Linked DNA regions of Mus musculus: region 1 is linked to region 2. Evidence: chromatin contacts called from ENCODE Hi-C data. All regions are on one chromosome and are shown on one strand. The core of a region is the stretch at or near the end of the contact, and the rest is flanking DNA. Distances in the headings are between cores, read along the strand shown.

Evidence for each region. Hi-C counts contacts between places; a loop is a spot of excess contacts on that map.
Region 1: a loop to region 2 is called in a map of T-helper 17 cell, with 7 times the contacts of the local background. The contact joins the promoter of BC062258 here to the promoter of Usp1 in region 2. A Hi-C loop is called at or near these places in 2 of 37 maps with a recorded cell type or tissue (T-helper 17 cell and v-Abl transformed pro-B cells).

Annotation. Positions count from the first base shown.
Region 1 is chr4:99,926,428-99,933,053 of GRCm38, reverse strand. BC062258 (a long non-coding RNA gene) reads right to left here and starts at 3,236. Exons shown (of 2, transcript XR_003955079.1): 1 at 3,040-3,236; 2 at 727-2,409. It overlaps Pgm1 (phosphoglucomutase 1), which reads right to left and starts at 3,603. Exons shown (of 11, transcript NM_028132.3): 1 at 3,243-3,603. The coding sequence starts at 3,488.
Region 2 is chr4:98,920,462-98,927,017 of GRCm38, reverse strand. Usp1 (ubiquitin specific peptidase 1) reads right to left here and starts at 3,208. Exons shown (of 9, transcript NM_001301414.1): 1 at 2,775-3,208; 2 at 344-582. The coding sequence starts at 513.

The DNA of each region.
Region 1 (6,626 bases), core at 1,987-4,486, 1.0 Mb before region 2:
AAGTCCATTTCCATGGTTTGGCTTTGTATCTGTGCTGGCAACATTGTCTATATTGGTGATTGACCATTCAGGGCAACCAGACAAGGAGTCATCAAACGTACTACCTTTGGTCCACATTACTGTAGGTACAGTCTGAATTTTCTGCTCACCAGGTCCACACCCCTGGGTTTAACCAATCAAGGGCTGTTAATATTCAGAAAGAACAAAAATAATGGAATAAAATATTATACAGAGGCCAGTGAGATAGCTTAGCCAGTCAGAGCATTTGCTGCTAAGCCTGAGTCCACAAGACCCACATGGTGGGAAAGAACCACATCCCACACTTGTCCCCACCCCCACAAGCTTGCTGTGACACATGCACCCACATACATGCACATACACAAATAAACATTAAAAAGTAATATGAAGCCGGGCATGGTGGCGCACGCCTTTAATCCCAGCACTTTGGAAGGCAGAGGCAGGGGAAATTCTGAGTTCAAGGCCAGCCTGGTCTACAAAGTGAGTTCCAGGACAGCCTGGGCTACACAGAGAAACCCTGTTTAGAAAAAAAAAAAAAAAGTAATATGAGACAAATGTGACACCTACATTGTATTCTCACACAGCACAGCGTCTATGCCATATTTAGTTTTCTAATATAAAGATGATTTAAGGTAACTGTGTGGATTATAAGCAATTAAGCACCCCATCTTACAGGACCCTCACTATACAATAACAAATTCGAGAGACTAGCAGTAGTGAAGCAGTTTTTAATAAACCATTTTGCAGACAGAGGCACCAGCATTGAGAAAAGGCAAAAATGGCTGATTTGGCACAGGTCAGGGTTTTCTGAAGTTCTTGATCATGTCCTGTTCTCTCTTCTCCCATAGACCAATGCTCCAGAGAGGCCCAGTCTTCAGTTCTTCTAGCATGCCTGCCTTCCCAAAGCCCCTGTTCTCCTGGCTCACAATGCAAAGCCCTACCTGGTGGTGAGTACTCTGGGACCTGAGATACCCCCTTTTCTAATTATGGCACAGTCAAAGTGCAGCCTGCCCGCAACTTCTCAGCTTTCAGAGTGTTCAGACAAGCAGATGCCAGCTAGCAGCTAGCAGCTAGCAGAGAAAGGCCCAGGTCTCCTGCTTATCCGCCACTCTCTGATGAGCTCTAACTGCACCTCACGCTGAAAACAGACCATGACAATTTATTTCTTACAGACGTAATCTTTTACAGAATTTGCTAACTGCAGAGGTCCTGGACTGATACCCTTGAATGTACCAAGGAAAGACCTTCATGTAAAATGCAATCCTGTCTTAAGCTTAGTCTCCAATGGGCACATATGACTTACAAACATAAATTCACTGGAATTGTGTTAATCTACTCTAGTGGTATCTATGAGAAAGGAGCAGTTGCTTTATGGAGATTTGATCTTAAGGGAATCACCCCTGGGGAGGAGCGATGCTTAAGAGAATCTGAGCAGCAAGCTGGGGACAAAGACCTAGGGTATAAGTATGGCGAGCCATGGGATGGTGGGAACGATCAGTGGCGTGATCAAGACAAGGAATGAGACTGTTAAGCGCAAAGTCAGCCAAATGCAGGGCATAGGTAAAGGCCCACAACAGTGCTACAGGGAATGAGCAAGCAGAGTCACCCTCCCTGAGGGGGCGTTTCAGCAGAGAGGCGGAAGCAGCAGGGCTTAGACGACGATAAGGTGGCGAGTGGCAGTGTAGGAATCCTGGAACTATTAGAGTTTGGCCAAAGAGGGAAGAGCAACAGGCCAGTGGCTAATGCGTGATGATGTTTAGTAACTTTCTGTTGTTGTCTTCACGCTTTCCTTCTCACTCCACAGTACTCCCAAAGTGGCAGAAATCCATTTGAACCCTAAAACTCACACTATGCTAAAAGCTCCTACCGACAAGGCTCACTCCTGCCTGGGAGCCTTCCTTTTCCCCACCCATTCTCTGTCCTGGGCATAGGCCAGGGGACTGCTGAATGAGGCCCCTGTGAGCAAGGGTGGAGCTGAAGGGATCCTCCCCACAGAGCTGACCGGCCTCTCTCCCACATGGAAAGCTGTGGTGGTCTGAACACTCCTGGGCATACAGATACAAATCCCAACTTCTTTCTCTGTTTGTCAATGTCTGACCCATCCAGGAAAGTCTACATACAGAGCTCAGTTTAGATCTTGAAAACTGGAAAAAGAAGGTCTTGCAATTTATGAGTCCCTCGATTTTCAGAAGCCACTCAAGTGGTACCGGAAGGTCCGTGCTGGATTCAATGTTCCCGTTATAGTTTTGGTAAATTCTTTAACCTGCCCAGGCTTTTTAGTACTCTCCTCGGTGACTTTAAAGTACCCATAATAGCGTCTTCCTTATAGGGCTTCAAGAGGGTTCTTGAGACACACCAGTGAAATGTTTGTCACGGTGCTTGGCAAGGCAGCTTGAAATAAGTTGAAATACAAGTTATTGTTGAAGGGAATGGGCCCCAGAGGAGCTGAGAGAAAGTCCAATGTTATTGTAAATATACAAAGAAAACGTGTTCCTTAAAACTTCTTTTAAAGTATCTTGTAGAAACAAATAACCAATTCCAAATCCACATTTACAAATCATCAGATTTATAGGAGAAAAAAAAGTTTCACCTCTCTAGTGGACCTGCTCAATTAAGACAGTTAACCTTCTTAACCAGGGGGCGGAACTGGGGGCGTTGCATTAATTTCCTGGCCTGTCAGGACAGCTTGCATAAGAGAGCCCTTGGGTATATTGTTATTGCTTTAATGAAAATTCAGGTCCAGCCCCCTTGGTGGAACAGGTCCAGCAGAGACTGGACTTTTCAAAAGCCTGAACCCAGGCAGCAGGCCCGGCAGGGGAGGAAGCGCCTTTCCCAAGCCAACCAGAGGGCAGGGAGAGAGGCTTGGCACCTGCGGGCCCAGATCGCTGGCTTAACGCCCCAGGGGGATGAGTGCTCCGGTCACCCCGGCCCTCCCAACACCTGGCCTCGAGTCAGCGGGAGGTGCCCCAATCCCAGACCAGAATAGCACAGCGCCACGCAGGGTCTGCACGGCGGGCTCACCTTTCCCCGGCATAGCCATTGCGAAACGTGGGGTGTGGGGGGATGGGGTGGACGGGAAGCCGAATAGGGGTGTGGGGGCGGGGGTACTGCCAAGGTCAAGGGAGCGTGCGCGGGGCGGGGACGGGATGGTGGCGCGCACGGAAGCGCCGGCCCAGAGAAGCCCGCACGTAGCACACGCTCAGCCCGGCCCGCGCGTCCCTTACCCCGTTGGCTGCAGCGATGCGTACGATGAGCTGGATGGCCTCGGTCATGTAGAAGCGGCCGTCCCCGCCCACAACCAGCGTGGCCTCCTGCCTCAGCGCCGGCTCCACGGTAGAGACGATGCTCTGGATGAAATTCTCCGCATAGTTGGCGTTGCTCTGGAAAACCTTCACTCGCTTCCGCAATCCGCTGGTGCCCGGCTTCTGATCCGGATATGCCTGCGTCTTCACTGTCACGATCTTCACCATGGTGGCGGTTGGCTGCGAGGCGACAGTGGCTGCGGCTCTGGCTGCTGCAGAGGGCTCAGGGTCCGCTCTGCTCTTGCCCTGGAAACGATGGCCCAGGGCCTGCCCACGGCCCGCCCACTTCGCCAAAGTCCGGCTGCCTGGGAAGAGGGACGGGTCACGGGGTCGAGAGGGGCGGAGTCTCCCCGACTGACACATCTCTACCTGAGCCAATGGTCTATATAAAGAAACTAGCTCTTTAACTGGAGAGCAGAGCTTCATCTATCGATCATAGTGCAAGGACGAAGAGTTCAGCACGTTACTGTGATTGGACTAGAGTGTCACGTATACATTCCAGAAGCTGGTCTAAAAGACAGAAAAGCCATCCTCCGACTTTTTTTTTTTCTGCAAGGACAGGCTCAACCCCAAAGTTATATTCAGCTTTCTACTTTTTATGTGTTTGCTGTGGGCCACATGCTACTTCATTAGTGATTGTGGATATCCGAAGAACTGATTTGTTTAGTGTATAGTTTCTAGATCTTCCAAAAGTACGGGTTTTATTTTTCCGTGCTTCTGCTCACAACACTGAGAAATTCCGATAATAAAATCCTTCCTCGCCGGGCGGTGGTGGCACATGCCTTTAATCCCATCACTTGGGAGGCAGAGGCAGGCAGATTTCTGAGTTCGAGGCCAGCCTGGTCTATAGAGTGAGTTCCAGGAAAGCCAGGGCTACACAGAGAAACCCTGTCTCGAAAAACAAAACAAAATCCTTCATCACTTGAGGAAGTTCAGCTCAGTTTGGGTCTGAACAAGCCAGGCAGGCTCTTACCAGGGTTGGCCTGTCTGTCATCCATCACGTTTGACAACTAGGAAATGGAAACTTTGAAGGCAGCCTAGATAAACATAGATACAGCTATAAGGCGTCAAAGGATTACTGTGACAGCGGACCCAGTGATTGTGAAAACAGCAAGAGCTAAGGCAGTCAAAAAGGATTTGATTATTCGGTAGGAATATTTTCTTCTGCCTTTCTTAGTTTTTTTTTGTTTTTGTTTTTGTTTTTTTGTTAAGAGTCTCTGCTTGACAAATGTGTCATTTTAGTATACCAAGAAAACAAATACCTTTAAGAAAGTTAAGTCTGTGAGTGTCCATCTTAAACAAATGTAAAACCTTTCAAAAAGGATTTCTGCAAGAAAGAGGTTGTGGTGATGATGACTGTGCCTGTATTCCTACACACACACACACCCAGAGAGAGAGAGAGAGAGAGAAAGAAAGAGAGAGAGAGAGAGGGAAAGAGAGAGAGAGAGAAACATTCCATAGAGGCATAGACCTATACAGACTTGAAATGACCCCAGCTTAGTACAGTCCACGTGAAATCAGTATTAGTTGATGCAGTCATCAGACTGTACTTAAAACCTATCAAGCCTAAAATTATCAGCTCCTCTCTCCAGTTGCAGTACTAGAACATACTGATAACCCATGAACTGAGCTTGTACTCATACTTTCACAGTGGCTAATTGGTGTCTCTTGATCAAGCAGGGAGGTTGGCTGACATATGTAAGTTCTGCCTCAGAACAAATGCTAATAGGTATATGGATATGAAGTTTATGTGTATACAGCATAGCTGGTTATAATCACTGTCATTGAGCTTCTGTGGTAGCTATGTGGAAACTGACAGCTGCTCATAATTTCTAATATTTTCCTAAGAATTTACAGCTTATAGTCATATTTTTGTAAAGTAAGTTGTGTTTTCAAACTCATTAGGTGAGAAAATTAGTTAAAGGTAGAATAGTGAGTGTGACTGAGATTACCTAACTCAAAAATGAAAATATAGCATAGAATCCTCCAAGTCTTACAAACATCCACTTTAGATTTATATAGTTTACATTAGTGCTTTCACCTAGGTACTAATAAAAAGTACTCAACAAATGGTATCACACAAAGTGCTGGGCTCAGACTCGGAACCCATGCATGCCCTTCCCGAGGTCTTAACTGTCTATGGAAGTATGATGAAGCTGTTCACTTAAGACTGGATCTGTACTTCTCTCACCTCAGAACATGCAGCAGTTAGCTTCAGCCACATAGCAAATCCATCTAAAACTTATTAGCTTAATACATCCTCCATGCATTATCCCTCGGGCTGTTGTTTATGCAAGTGTTACAGCCCTAAGGGGAAAGACTGCCCCAATTCAAGTGTTACAGCTCTGAAGGGAAGGTATCCTGGCAGTCAGGAGCCAAGGAATACCAGAGTCACACTGCACAACAAACCTCACACAAGAGATACACGGGGAAAGACACGAAAGGGTGACTGACTGCCTGTGCTCAGGCAAGAAGCAGCAGAGAACTGAGCAGAGGCAGGCTTCTTGTATGGGGTTTTTTGGGGGCAGGGTTTACCAGGTTGGAGATTTCCAGGGCGGAGGGGGATTGCTGAGATTTCAAGTCCTGAGCTTGGAGTGAGCCCAGGGATTGGTGGGTTTTGAAAACCCAGAAGTGAGCTTGGAGTTTTTTACCCTACAGGTTAACTGAGCCATTATGCGGATCTGAGCAAGACTCAGCCAATCTTGGCTAGATCCAGCGTCTCCTTTACAGCCCCTATGATCCTAGCAATCATTTATGTAATCCCTTCGAATTACTTTTCCAGTGCTATGTACCAAAATAACACACACACACACACACACACACACACACACACACACACACACACACACACACACACGGTGATTGAAAGTGCCCATTTATTACCTCAAAACTCTTTAAGTCAGAACTCTGCCACATTTGGCTGTGTTCCACATTCTCAGCATATGTAAAACGATTGAAATCATGGTCTTGACTGGGCTGGGCAAAGTGTTAAAGGTAAATCAACATAGATGCCACAGTCTAAATACCCAAAGTCCAATCGCCTGTAGCCATGTAGCCGTGTATTGCAAACTGCACTCATCCTGATTGCCCTCAACCACTACTATCTCCAGTCATAACCAGCACAGAAAGTCCTTGTCATCATGAGTCAACAAAACCTACCAGCTACAGGCAGCTTACAGAGCTGTGCTTGCCATGGAAGGATGCTGATGTGCGACAGCACTGTGGAGGGAGCCTGGGCTTTATAAGGCGAGCAGGCTTTTGCTTCTTTCTTAGAGAAAGAACTGCTTGGTGAACTACTCTGGCAAC
Region 2 (6,556 bases), core at 1,959-4,458:
TTTCTTTTAACCTCTGTCAACTGTCAGGTTCAGTTGAGTACAGAACTATCAACCCAAGTTCAGTGCTCTTTCACTGATTCAGAGTACAGAAATACATTTAAGGGGGCTGGAGAGATGGCTCAGCTGTTAAGAGCACTGACTGCTCTTCCAGAGGTCCTGAGTTCAAATCCTGGCAACCACATGGTGGCTCACAACCACCTTTAATGGGATCTGATGCCCTCTTCTGGTGTGTCTGAAGACAGCTACAGTGTACTCATACACATAAAATAAATAAATCTTTAAAAAAAAAAAAAGAAAAAAGAAAAAAAAAGAAAACGAAATACATTTAAAATAAAATACATACATCTCAGATCCTCTATATTCAGAAGTTTTTTCTTCATTTTCTTGAGAATCAGTAAAGTCTAAGGCTCTTTTAGTTTCCTTTTTCTGAAAAAACTTCAGAGACAGTCTGTTTTTCTTGGATGGACTGCCTCTTGAAAGCCCATTACTTTCACTAGGTATGACGCCAGGCATTTTCTTTCAAAATTGCAAGGAGTTGACGAGAATTAACTTATTGAAGGAAGCTGTAATCACCAATTAAATCTATTAATCACATACAAAAAGATTTCATTAGTCCCCAGCTATCATATGTAAGTGACAAAATTAGCAACTATGAAAAGATTTACCAAAAGAATGGAACAAATCAGGACATCTTATTTCAAAACCTAATGCCTGACAGTAGACACTTAAGAGTTTATTGCTTATCAATGGTTCTCAACCTTCCTAATGCTGTGACCCTTTAATACAGTTCCTCATGTTGTGCTGACCCCTAACCATAAAATTATTGTTGCTACTTCCTGACTGTAATTTTGCTACTGCTATGAATGGTAATTAATGTAACTATCTGATATGCCAGATATGAAATCCCCTGTAAAAAAGGTTGTTTGACACACTACTGGGGGGTCTTGACTCACAGGTGGAGAACCACTGGCTTAAATGCCAATGATACATATATGCATGCATGCAGACACACCCGCACAAACTTCCTTTAAAATTGCTACTAAATTCTTATTACCATAATGTGGGTATACATATGCATATGTATGGGTATGTGTATATGTACATGCATTAAGAGCCATATCTCAAAAATATCCATTTACTAAAATCATTCATACAATAAGAAGCAAAAACTCTGGGCCAGTGAGATGGTCCAGTGGGTCAGGGCGCTTGCTGCTAACCCTACCAACTTGAGCTTAATCCCAGGGACTCAACTTCTCAAGTGTGCCCTCTGAACTTCCTGTGCACACCCATACACACACAAAGTTTGAAAACAATAGGCTTAAGCAAAATTTCATTTTCTATATACAAAAATAGCAACTGAACAATGGTAAAAATCAGGAATGAATAAGAAACCAAAGTAGTAGTGGGGACTACAGTCTACAAGGCCACTTGTAGTCAATGTGAACTACACATACAAAGCTGGAACAGAGGTCGGAAAAACTTGCCCGTCTCATGTGTGCTAAAGATTACAATATACTTTAGTTTTCCAACTATGCTCTGTTTTGAGACAGGGTCTCCCAGTGTAGCCCTGGCTGGCCTGGAACTCAAAAATCTACCTGCCAGCCTCTTCTCCCCAGTGGGAAGTCCTACGGCCAAGCTACACCCAGCTCCAATTGTTTCTAAGCTATGTGACTAGAAGTTTCAAGGTAAAACTTTAAACGGGAGCGGGGGAGGGAGGAAGAGAGATACGGCAATACCTGTGATACTTTATAGAAATTTATTTTTTATTTGGAACATCTAGAAGAAAGATAATCCTTCTATTCCAATATTCCAAAAATATGAACGAGTTTCAAATATAGGTACCCAAGTAGTAAGTAGTTGAGGTACACACAAATTGATTCAAACTCTACCCCTAAACATTTCACCCCAGTTCACTGTACACTGCAGGGAAACCATTTCTGGGAACCAACTCAGGAAAAACTGGACAACTGGCAAAATTTCCCATCTTATCTGCAACTTAAATTTTTGTCTCTTGGCCCCTTAAATGTTCTTGATGAAATGACCTGTTAGGAATGATAAACCAGCCTTCGCAAAACTGTCAGACTTCCCCCAAGCACTAATGACTCCGGAAAGGTGTCTTCCTGGGAGCCAGTGAGAGAAAAGTCATCAGCCAGCTCAAACAGCGGCCGTCATCTCGGCCAGCCACCCAATCTGGGACCCTCTAAACAGCCAGCCAGCACTGATGGTCACCAAGAGCGCGACACTTTCCCGGGTGCCCAATCTTATGTTCTCCACGTCCCTTCTCAGAGCTTTCAGTCAAAAAAGCCTCTCCAGAACTATAACCCAAGCTTCGCACAATGAACTTAGCCCTAAGTCTTCTTGACCAAATGACACCGTGAATCCTCAGTCCCACTACTTTTCAAATCTGTGTACAATGATAGGATTCAACTCTTCTTTCAAGAAAAACGTGAAACAATAAAAACAAACTCTTGGGCGCAGGGTTAAGACACGTGGCGCCGTACACACTTCTGGAGAAACTGTAAGTCAAGAAAATGCGCGGTAAAATTTCGCAAGCCCCGACCCAGGACACTGCGATCACAAACATCTCTTCTCCCGGCCAGCCTCTCCCATTACGAAAGGCGTGGGCAGAGGGGCACTTGGGTCCTGGGTGTGCCACCCCGGGGGTCGCCGCGCCCGCCGGCAGTCCCTCGCAGCGCAGCCCGAGCCTAAGGGGCCCTCCCCACCGTCAGCACCTGCCGCGCAGCCCCGGGCCCTGAACCCCGGGCGCTCCTTACCCGGTCATGGCCCTTCGCGAGTCCGCGGCGCCGCCGCCGGGGAGACCAGCCGGGCAGAGTGCGGGCGCGACAGGTGAGCCCGGCCGCCGTCCCGGGAGAGGGATCGCTGGTGGGCGCCTCCCGCGGGGGAGTGACCATTCGTCCGCGGAGCGGGAGCCGGGCCGCCGCTCGGTCCTGCCCGCCGCGGCACCACTACATCCCCGGCGCAGCCCGGCCGGGAAGGCTACGGGCGCACAGCGGTGGCGGCGCTCCCGAGCCGCAGGGTCCCCGCACGGCCGCCGAGGGGGAACTTGGCGCGTTTTCCTCAGTCTCAGGACCCCCGCGAGTGAACCCCCGCCCGCGCCAGCGTCGCGGCTGGAGGTGGCGTCCACGGAAAGTGCCGGTTCTCCTCTCCACGTTGCAGAGGCGCGAAAGGCGCGAGCCGCCGCGCGACCGCCCCTCGCCCCCGGCACGCTCGGCTCCGGAACCAGCTGGAACGGTAGTTCCTCCCGGGGCCTAACGGGTTCTGCAGTTTAAACAGCGCAGGCAGCGGCACGGGCAGCTCGCGCGGGTCCTCGCAGAGGCGCGCGCTGCGCAGGAGGCCGGGCTGGCGCGCAGGAGGCTCACTCGCTCGCTCACGCCCTCTTTTTTTTTTTTTTTTTTTTTTTTTTTAATTCTTTTTAAACATTAGCACTCGCGAGTTGAAGGGGAGGGAGCTTACGGGTCGGGAGATGGGACAGGGAGTGACTGGGACAAGCCCCTTCCTCAGGTGCTCAAATGCGCCAATCCAGGCTGAACAATTTCCAAAACCTCATTCCTCCGCCCCACCAGGAAGAGCCAATCAAAAAGTACCTATACGAATAAAACAATTAGCCGGCAGAGAAGACAGTCTGACCAATAAAAAAAGTACAAGGAACGAGGCCCAGCCAATCCCGGGAGAGCATACGGCGCCCTGGAGCGGCTCTTTGCAAGCTCATTGGCGCTCCAGTGCGCGCTTTCTCTGCCGAGGTTAGGGTTCCGCTTTCCGTTTTGTTAGCATGGGGAGGTGGCGAGCCCGGAGGGTGTGGCTTCTGGGCCGAGGCCCCGGTGCAGGCCCGCCTCTTTCTTTCTTTTTTTTTTTTTTTCTTCCCCCTCCTGGCGTGCCCTCTCCGGAAGGGTTACCAAAGACGCTCGGAAAATGGCTGATGCGCTTTGCTAGCTGCTCGGCGCCCGCTGGGCGTCCAGTTTACCGAGGAAGCCGCGGTCCACCCTATCTCAAGTTGTGCGTTAAGAATGAGCACTGCCTTAGCTAGACAGTGCACAGCCGAACGCCTTGGAGCCTCGGGTCCTTCTCCCCTCTCGCAGGCTGCACAAGGGTTTTAGTTCTCAGGCTGGTCTCGCGGCTGGAGCTTCAACGGGTTCTGGCGCGAGCCGGTACCGAATGACCCACAGGCAGCCGCACAGCCTCACCCGGTTTGGGCTTGGTTCTGTATGCTCTGTCTTTTGTGAGATGATCTCACAGTGCGGTACTACAGCTGATGAGAACTCAGTACAAATCCGTTCAAGTGGGGTTTTTTTGTTGTTTTTTAAATGTCCACTGTGTGCGTTGCCCTGTTTAATGCCCATCGTGAGTTGGTCTGTTGAATGGCCACGGTGTGTGTTGCTCGGTTTAGTACCCACTGTGTGCGTTGCCCTGTTTAGTGCCCTCCGTGTGTGTTGCCCTGTTTAATGCCCTGTTGAACTATTTTCAGCATGGTAGGGATAACAAGCGAAGGGAATGTACTCCATGATCTACAGTCTACTGAAGACCGAAATTAAACTGGTGATTTGAAATAGTGTAAATGGTAGATTTTTTTTAAAAAGGTAACCGTTTGGTCGTTTCGATGGGATAATGAAGACTGACGTTTCAGCAGACAGTTCCAGGAAGTGTACTTTGAATGGCATGGAGGGGAGGTCCATTTGTGGGAGAAGATGAGCTGCACATCACACGTGTCCATAGCACCGGGAGCTTTAGAAGCTTGGTGTTGGAAATGAGGACAGGATGCTTGGATAATAGGGAGTCTAAGTACGACGGTAGGAACTGTAGTGAAATGGGCGTATGTGGGAACAAGCAGGATGCACAACTTTCCAGGGTCAGCTGGCAGCCTGAGGAGTTCCTGTCAACTTTTAGGGACCTTCGCCCGGTCCAAACTGGGATTCGTGGCTTAATTCCAGAAACTCATTTTCAGACTTGCCAGTTTGTGAAGCAGATTTGGAGTTTAAAGATACTTTACTGTAGGGGCAGGGAAAGATAAACTACGAAAACATGGCTGTAGTGGAAGGATCCCAGAGAGACCAGTCCAAGAATGGGCACAAACTCAAGGGACAATCGAAACTTAAAAATAATAATAATTATAATAATAAAAGTCATTTATAGGATTTCAAAGTTTCTATTTCTAAAGGATTTCTAAGAAACCTAAAATGAGATCATTGGATGGTTTCTAGAAGGCTCCTGACAGGGTTGGGGTGGGTAAAGTAACTATCCAGCCCTCAGAGATACGAAGAGTTAGGAAAACAGAACTAAAAGTTCATTTAAGATTCTTAGGCGATGTCTAAAGAAAGGAATGAGGCTCTACTCAGCTCTGTCTCCACACTCCAGCCTTAAACCTGGGTTACTGTTACTTTAGCATTAAATATCTTTGTACCAATATCACTGTGTAGGCAGCCTTACCGCAAATGAGTTGGAATTCTCAGCCATCAGAGGCTGACCAAGGGGCTCTCTTCCCTGTCTAAGTTCCTTCTCATAATTCCCCCTTCTGTCCTGTTAAAGCTCTTATTAAATTCGCTGAGTAGCATTGAATAGTACATTGGAACTAGTAGGTAGCAGTGCTTATACCATAACTTGTGGTGGGGGAAAAAAAAAAAGCTAGACCTCAGAGCACAAGCAAGAAGAACCACGAAGAGGATGATTCAGAGTCAAGGACTGAATGGTGACTTGAAATACAGTGACAGTGGAAATGCTAAGCTGGTAGGAGTCGCACCAGGTACAGTGGTGCACACCTGGAATCCCTCACCAAGGAGGCTGGGGCAGAAGAACTGCCAGAAATTCAGTGGGTTGGCATGCTTTCATATATTGAGATATAGGTGTTGTGGTGTGTTCCTATTATGCAAGCACTTGAAAGGCTTAGTCAAGAGACTCGTGAGTCACAGCCCATCTTGATTACATAGAGAGACCCTGTCTCAGGAGGAAGAGGAAGAGGAGGAGGACGACAGCCACCAGGGTTCAGTGGGTAAAAGTTGCTTTCTGTGAAGCCAAACAACCCTGAAACCCACAGTAGAAGGATAAATCCATCTTCCAAAAGTTGTCCTCAGACGACACAAGTGCTGTGGGCTGTGCCTGTGCTCACATTTATACAATAATTTTTTTCTTTTTTTTCTTTTTTTTTTTTTTTCCGAGACAGGGTTTCTCTGTGTAGCCCTGGCTGTCCTGGAACTCACTTTGTAGACCAGGCTGGCCTTGAACTCAGAAATCCGCTTGCCTCTGCCTCCCAAGTGCTAGGATTAAAGGCGTGCGCCACTACCGCCCGACCCCATACAATAATTTTTAAACAGACAAAAGTTGCCTGGCATTTCATATTACCTAAGGAGACCAAACACAGCCAGTAAATACACAGGAAATAAAGCTAGAGTTAATAATTTAAGTCAGTCTTAGGTTGTTGTCCTGTGTAATACATTACAGTGCCATATTTTTGAACTAACAGAATAAGAGATACTGTCAAACTCTGCCTGGTTAACCAAATCTGTTTTCCATTTCTTTGAGATCTGACCATCTACAGCTATTATTC